2 separate regions of the Homo sapiens genome follow, and region 1 is linked to region 2. Evidence: chromatin contacts called from ENCODE Hi-C or POLR2A ChIA-PET data. All regions are on one chromosome and are shown on one strand. The core of a region is the stretch at or near the end of the contact, and the rest is flanking DNA. Distances in the headings are between cores, read along the strand shown.

The links. Hi-C counts contacts between places; a loop is a spot of excess contacts on that map. ChIA-PET counts read pairs that join two places held with the same protein, here RNA polymerase II (POLR2A). Pooled maps may share reads with other maps.
Region 1: a loop to region 2 is called in a map of mammary epithelial cell, with 7 times the contacts of the local background. The contact joins the promoter of P3H2 here to the enhancer-like site in region 2. A Hi-C loop is called at or near these places in 26 of 168 maps with a recorded cell type or tissue (Caco-2, Calu3, GM12878 and 19 more), 9 of 37 single-sample maps with no recorded cell type and 27 of 50 pooled maps. POLR2A ChIA-PET finds 5 or more read pairs at or near these places in 6 of 52 experiments (GM12878, IMR-90, MCF 10A and 3 more).

The regions. Positions count from the first base shown.
Region 1 is chr3:190,119,185-190,122,823 of GRCh38, forward strand. P3H2 (prolyl 3-hydroxylase 2) reads right to left here and starts at 1,713. Exons shown (of 15, transcript NM_018192.4): 1 at 1,068-1,713. The coding sequence starts at 1,547. It overlaps P3H2-AS1 (P3H2 antisense RNA 1), which reads left to right and starts at 1,780. Exons shown (of 4, transcript NR_126419.1): 1 at 1,780-1,905. RefSeq lists silencers at 1,190-1,269, 1,480-1,709, 1,656-1,950 and an enhancer at 1,920-2,099.
Region 2 is chr3:190,200,650-190,203,994 of GRCh38, forward strand. No RefSeq gene overlaps it. Among named protein-coding and RNA genes, the nearest start is that of P3H2-AS1, 81 kb to the left of the region's middle. Within about 2 kb of position 1,307, at least 4 of the 41 ENCODE cell types and tissues checked have a DNase peak (open chromatin) inside an H3K27ac peak, as active enhancers do; they include endothelial cell of umbilical vein and mammary epithelial cell, where a contact is called at or near this core.

The DNA of each region.
Region 1 (3,639 bases), core at 463-2,962, 81 kb before region 2:
AGGAGAGGAGGGGAGAGGAGAGGAGAAAAGAAAGCAAAGCAGAGCACAGCAGAGCAGAGCAGAGCAGAGCAGCCTGGTCCATTGGCTAGCATGAACAACCAACCCCAAAGCTTCCACTTTTCCGGTAGCTGTAGAAGATACATTGATATATTAACACAGAAAACGAGAAAGAAGGGTTAAGAGTGTCAATTTGAAGGAAAATTGGGTGAGTGGCAGTGGAGGTTGAAGAACTCATTCAAATTCCCTCTGCTGAAGCATCCAGAGAGATCTTCAAAGTTATGGATGTGAACAATATGTCAATATGCATACTATACCTCCTGACGCTAACTTTAGGCAAGTTAGGCATACAAAAATAAAACTAGAAAGAGAGGACTGATGCCTAGTAACCCAGTCCAATGCATACCACCAGAAAACGTAAGCCCTCTATCAAAGGAGAAAAAGTCAACACTTAGGGTGGATACTTTGACTGAGACTGCCTCAAACAGCTTCGCCTCCTCCAAGCATACCTTCTCTTTAACCTTTGATCTTTACTTTTTTGTAGGTGAAGGGGAGAAGAGAGAGAAATTTGTTTTGGAACAGGTCTTTCAACTTCACTATTTTGAAGATTCTTTTAAACTTCAGAGAAAAGGTGCAGACTACAGTATAGGAAGGATAAGAGAGAGGAGACAAAAGAAATGGGAAGTGAGAAGGGAGAAGAGAAATGGGAAGTGAGAAGGGAGAAGAGAAATGGGAAGTGAGAAGGGAGAAGATAAATTGTACTAGATTCAGCTTTGTCAATGCCTCATGAATTAGTGCTGAATGGGTACTTTAAACATCACCTTATCAGGACAGTCCTCTTTTTGAGAGAGAAGCTGGCTCTGAGAAAGAGAGAAAAAGACTTGTCCAAGTTAATCAATTGTTGCATACAGAGATAGGGCCACCAGATATCTGGATTCACAAACTGAGACACATATTTAAGGAGACCCAATTCGAAAGACTGAACAGAGATGACGGGGGCAGCAGGGAGGGCTCAAGAGAGCGTGTGAGAGCCGCAGGGGCTTTGCAGTGGAGGAGCGCTCTGTGGGTACCTTGATGTAGGCCCGCTGCAGGTAGTTGTAGGGCACTCTGCGCTGGAAGTCGCTGCGCACATCCTCGCTGACGCGGTGGCGGGATGCGGGGCCCCCGAGGCGCTGGGTCTCACAGCTGCGATAACAGCGCGCCCGCCCCAACAAGGAGCGGAAAAGGGGCAGCTCAGCGCCGGGGCCCTCGCCGGGGGGCGGGGGCGGGAGCGGGTGGCGCGCCGCGCAGTGGCGGGCACAGCGCGTGCGGATTTCCCGCAGGCGCCGGTGGCTGCGCAGCGCCGCTTCCAAGTCGCGCACCGCTCGCTCGTAGTCTCCGCTGTAGTAGGCGGCCGCGCCGCTGGCGTAGAGCAGGTCGAAGGGCTGCAGAGGCCCGGGCTCCAGCTCCAGCTCCCGGCGTGGGCTGTCCGGGGGGCCGCCCCACAGTGGCGGCGGCAGTAGCAGCGGCAGCAGCAGCAGCAGCGGCGGCGCCCAGATGCGCTCCCGCATCCTCCGCCTCAGAGAGGCGCGGGACGGTTACGCTCGAGAGGGCTTCGGGGCACCTCGCGTCCGGGTCCCCTCTCCCACCTTCCCTCGGGGAAGCGCGCCGACTCCGCCGCGATCTGGCCGCTCCGCGAGCCCCAGGTGACCGCCGGCGCTCCGCGTACTGAGAGGCGGAGGCCGTGCCTGGCCAGCCGCTCTTAAAGGGACGCCCACAGCTCACACGCTCCTCCTGCTGCCTGAGACTCCGAGAGCCGCTCTCCCAGGCTCCCCGCTGCAGCGGCGGGGCTGCCAGGGGCGGCACACTCCAGCGCCAGCCAGAGAGCTAGCGCCGCTTGAGGCCGGCCGGGGACGAGGCGCTTTACACGTGAGCTCCCTTCTGGTTGTACAAGTGGATAGTATTAGTCTTCTTTTTGGGAAATAAAGAAAATCCAGCTTAGCAAGGTTAGGGCCTTAATCATATTCTGGAATCTCTGTATGGCCTCGCAGTTTGCAGAGTGCTTCACCTTCTAAATGAAGCCTGGAGCGCCATTTCAGACTGAATCAAACCGTAGATGCCATGTGTACCTACGCAACAAATCTGCGCATTCTGCACGTGTATCCCGGAACGTAAAGTTAAAAAAAAAAAGAATAAATAAATAAATAAATAGAAAAAAAACCCATAGAGGCCCTGTAGGCCCAGATGCGGAGGTTTAAGAAGATAAGTGATTTGCCTAAATGCATAGAGCTGAGAAGTGGCAAAGGACGGACCCAACCCAGGGCCTTTAGAACCAAAGCTTACCGCTTCTTCTCTTGGGGAAGGTTTCTCCCTTACCTTTTCGTCCAACTTGGTGTGGATGTGTGTCCGGGCATTGGATCAGGGCGCTGGGCCAGGGGAAGAACAATATATAGCCTGCCTTTCCTGTGCAGCCCGTGGTTTTACAGGGCCCAGAGAACCTTTGGAGGCAGGAGGAGCTGTACTCGCATTCTGGCTCCGTCCGTTTACCAGCTGTGTGACCTTGGCAACTGAGGGCCTCAGTTTCCTCATCTCCTAAACAGCCAGACGCCTAACACGTAAAATGCTATTCAGAAAAAAATTCTTGCTGTGGGCCAGGTGCAGTGGCTCACCCCTGTAATCCCAGCACTTTGGGAGGCCAAGGCGGGTGGATCACCTGAGGTCAGGAGTTCGAGACCAGCCTGGCCACCATGGCAAAACCCCGTCTCTACTAAAAATACAAAAATTAGCTGGGCGTGGTGGCACGTGCCTGCAGACCCAGCTACTCAGGAGGCTGAGGCAGGATAATTGCTTGAACCTGGGAGGTGAAGGTTGCAGTGAGCTGAGATCATGCAGCCTGGGTGACAGAGTGAGACTCCGTCTCAAAAACAAAAAAAACAAAGAAAAAGAAAAGAGAGGAGAGGAGGGGAGGGGAGGGGACGGGAGAGGAGAGGGAAATTCTTATTCTAAGAGTTGAACAAAGAGGCAATTTAGTATATCCCTTACCTCAAGGAATTAAGCAATCTGCATCAATCTAGGAATGAGAAAGCTGACAGAAATGGTTGCCAGATTCCAAACGACTAGCTGGAGGCTTCCTGTTCCTCCCCTTCTCCTCTGTCACGAATACATTCTTAGCCAAGGTGTTCCCCTCTTTCGTGTTCCTTGGCTTCACACTCTCACAAGAATATTGGTTGGACCCTGGATCCCAGCCTGCCTCCTGGAGGCATTTCTGTGGTCTTCTAGTGCCTGTGAGAATCTCATCAGTCTTTCAGCCCCTGCAATGGTGAGCAGAGGGACAGGCAATGGGAAAAAGACTCACGCATGTATCTAGTTGCTATGATTTTTCCGAAGAAGGCTTTTATGTGGAATCACCACTACGCTGAGGGGCTTGCCAGAGATTCATGCTGATTCCTTCATTCATTTTGTTAGGTTTGACCACTCAGGCCATGAACAGCCCTGGCTGTGTAATTCCAAGAGACACTGATGAATCATGCTCTTTTTTTTTCCCACCAAACGTTACTAATTCGGCTCATATCACTGATGAAAAAGCTCCAGTTTGGAGCTGAATGTATATTGAATGCCTTGGATGGTCAGTGTTCCAGAATTAGCACATCAGTCATCTGCCCA
Region 2 (3,345 bases), core at 57-2,556:
TATATATACACACGCATATATATGTGTATATATATATTTATGTCAAACCTCATATATATGTATATGTGTGTGTGTATATATATGTCAATATATTTTTATGTCAAACCTCATATATATAATATATATAATATTAATAAAATATATTATATATTATATATATTATATATAATAAAATATAATATATATTATATATAATATATAATAAAATATATTATATATTATATATATTATATATAATAAAATATAATATATATTATATATAATATATAATAAAATATATTATATATTATATATATTATATATAATAAAATATATTATATATTATATATATATGAGGTTTGACATAAACCTCAGGGGTGGGGGTGGTGGAAGGGAGAGCATCAGGAAAAATAGCTATTGCATGCTGGGCTTAATACCTAGGTGATAGGTTGATAGGTGCAGCAAACCACCATGGCACACGTTTACCAATGTAACAAACCTGCACATCCTGCACATGTACCCTGCACATTTACCTATGTAACAAACCTGTAGATCCTGCACATGTAACTTAAAATAAATAAATAAATAAGGCTTTAGAATGAAATTGAGTTTAGGGCCATGAATACAGTTTGACGGGTGTGGGCACAGAGGTGATGTTTGGCATCAGAGTAGATAAGTTATTTGAAGAGAGAAAAACAAAAAGAATAGAGTAAAGCAGAAGATGAGAAACTAAACTCTACTGAGTACCCACAGTTCTGCAGTGGAGTAAAGAAGAAGAATTAGAGAAAGTACTCTCTCTATATAGTATTCGTATATGTATATGAATGAAGGATTTAGTAAAGTATAATTTATGGTAATAGTTTTTACCGTCAGAAGTATTTTCTTTATTTTATATTGAAGTTTTTGTTTTAAGATTAATACTGTTGGCCGGGCGCGGTGGCTCACGCTTGTAATCCCAGCACTTTGGGAGGCAGAGGCGGGCGGATCACGAGGTCAGGAGATCGAGACCATCCTGGCTAAAACGGTGAAACCCCGTCTCTACTAAAAATACAAAAACTTAGCCGGGAGTGGTTGTGGGCGCCTGTAGTCCCAGTTACTCGGGAGGCTGGAGAATGGCGTGAACCCGGGAGGCGGGGCTTGCAGTGAGCCGAGATCGCGCTACTGCACTCCAGCCTGGGCGACAGAGCGAGGCTCCGTCTCAAAAAAAAAAAAAAAAAAAAAAGAAAAAGATTAATACTATTGTCAGTATGCTGGTTCATTGTGGAGTATAAAATAATTTATTCTTCTCCATGAGCAAGTCGTGATCAGTTTCTTGTCTAAAAACCTTCCTATAAGTCCAGGAAAGATGGCTTATTCTGCCATCTTGTGGCTTGTTTTATTATGTTATCACTGTACATTGAGAAGTAATGGGTTAAAAGAAAACCAAACCGAAATTTACCCGAAGGTGTATTTTAATTATAGTACATACTAAGTGTATATTGGAGGCCAGGCAATAGAGCTAGGAAAATAAAAATATGAGGTATATCCTTCTCTTAAGGTTGATATTGGGCACCCGTTCAGAATATTCCTTCTCATAAAGTTCTAGGAAATAAAATCATAAATTAAGTAGGAATAAGCCTAACATGAAATGAACAAGATATTTATAAGGAAAATTGTAGAACCCTACTAAGGAACATAGAATAATGAAGGGATATATTGTAATTGTTAAAATATTTATTATTATAATATGCATACATCTTCCAGAGTAAGCTACAGGTCTGAAAATATCACAGGCAAAACCCCCAAAGAATGTTGTTTGTATATTTGAATATTATAACTTGGTAGTATAGTTCAAATGTAAGAGAAAATGTGAAACAATAACAAAAGAAAAATGAAAAAGAAAGGAGAAGAAAAAGGGCTTGCTTAAGATATAAAATGCACCATAACATAACAGTCATTAAAAGACACAAAATATGCAAAAGTAAACAAGTAGGCCAGCTGAATCGCATAGAGTCCAGGAAGAAACTCATGAAAAGTATTGACAGCTGATATTTGAAGTGACATTTTAAGTTGGTGGGGGAAAAAGAGAGCAAGTATTTCATGAATGATGTTTTAAAAATTTACCACGCATTGGGAAAAAATAGAGTTGTTTTCAACTTTAAGCTATATACCAATATGAATTTCTTATGTTTAGAGAGCTAGATGTGACAAAAAAGTCTATGTAAGTGTGATATGGTTTGGCTGTGTCCCCACCCAAATCTCATCTTGAATTGTAGCTCCCATAATTCCCATATGTTGTCGGAGGGACCTGGTAGAAGGTAATTGAATCATGGGGGCAGTTCCCCCATACTGTTCTCATGGTAGTGAATGAGTCCCATGACATCTGATGGTTTTATAAGGGGAAACCCCTTTTGCTTGGCTTTCATTCTCTCCTAAACTGCTCCCATGTAAGATGTACCTTTCACCTTCTGCCGTGAGTGTGAGACCTCCCCAGCCAAGTGGAACTGTGAGTCTATTAAACCTCTTTTCTTCTTTGTAAATTGTCCAGTCTTGGGTATGTCTTTGTCAGCAGCATGAGAACAGACTAATACATTAAATTGGTACTGGTAGACTGGGGTACTGCTGTAAAGATACCCAAAAATATGGAAGTGGTGTTGGAACTGGGTAACAAGCAGGTGTTGGAACAGTTTGGAGGGCTCAGAAGAAGACAGGAAAATGTGGGAAAGTTTGGAACTTCCTGGAAACATTTTCAATGGCTTTGACCAAAATGCTGATAATGATATGGACGATGAAATTCAGGCTGAGGTCATCTCAGATGGAGATGAGGAATTTGTTGGGAACTGGAATAAGGTGACTCTTGCTATATTTTAGCAAGGAGACTGGTGGCATTTTGCCACTGCCCTAGAGATTTGCAGAACTTTGAAATTGAGGGAGATGATTTAGGGTATCTGGCAGAAGAAATTTCTAAGCAGCAAAGCCTTCAAGATGTGACTTATGTTCTGTTAAAAGCGTTCAATTTTAAAAGGGAAACAGAGCATGAAAGTTTGGATAATTTGCAGCCTGATGATGTGATAGAAAAGAAAAACCCATTTTCTGAGGAGAAATTCAAGCCAGCTGCAGAAATTTGCATAAGTAATCAGGAGACAAATGTTAATCTCTAAAACAATGGGGAAAATATCTCCAGGGCATGTCAGAGACATGCAGCAGCCCCTTCCATCACAGGTCCAGAGGCCTAAGAGGAAAAAATGATTTCCTGAGCCTGGTCCAGGACCCCTCTGCTCTGTGCAGCCTAGAGACTTGGTGCCCTGCATCCTAGCCACTCTAGCCTTGACTAAAAGGGGACAAGATACAGCTCAGACCATGGCTTCAGAGGGTGCAAGGCCAAAG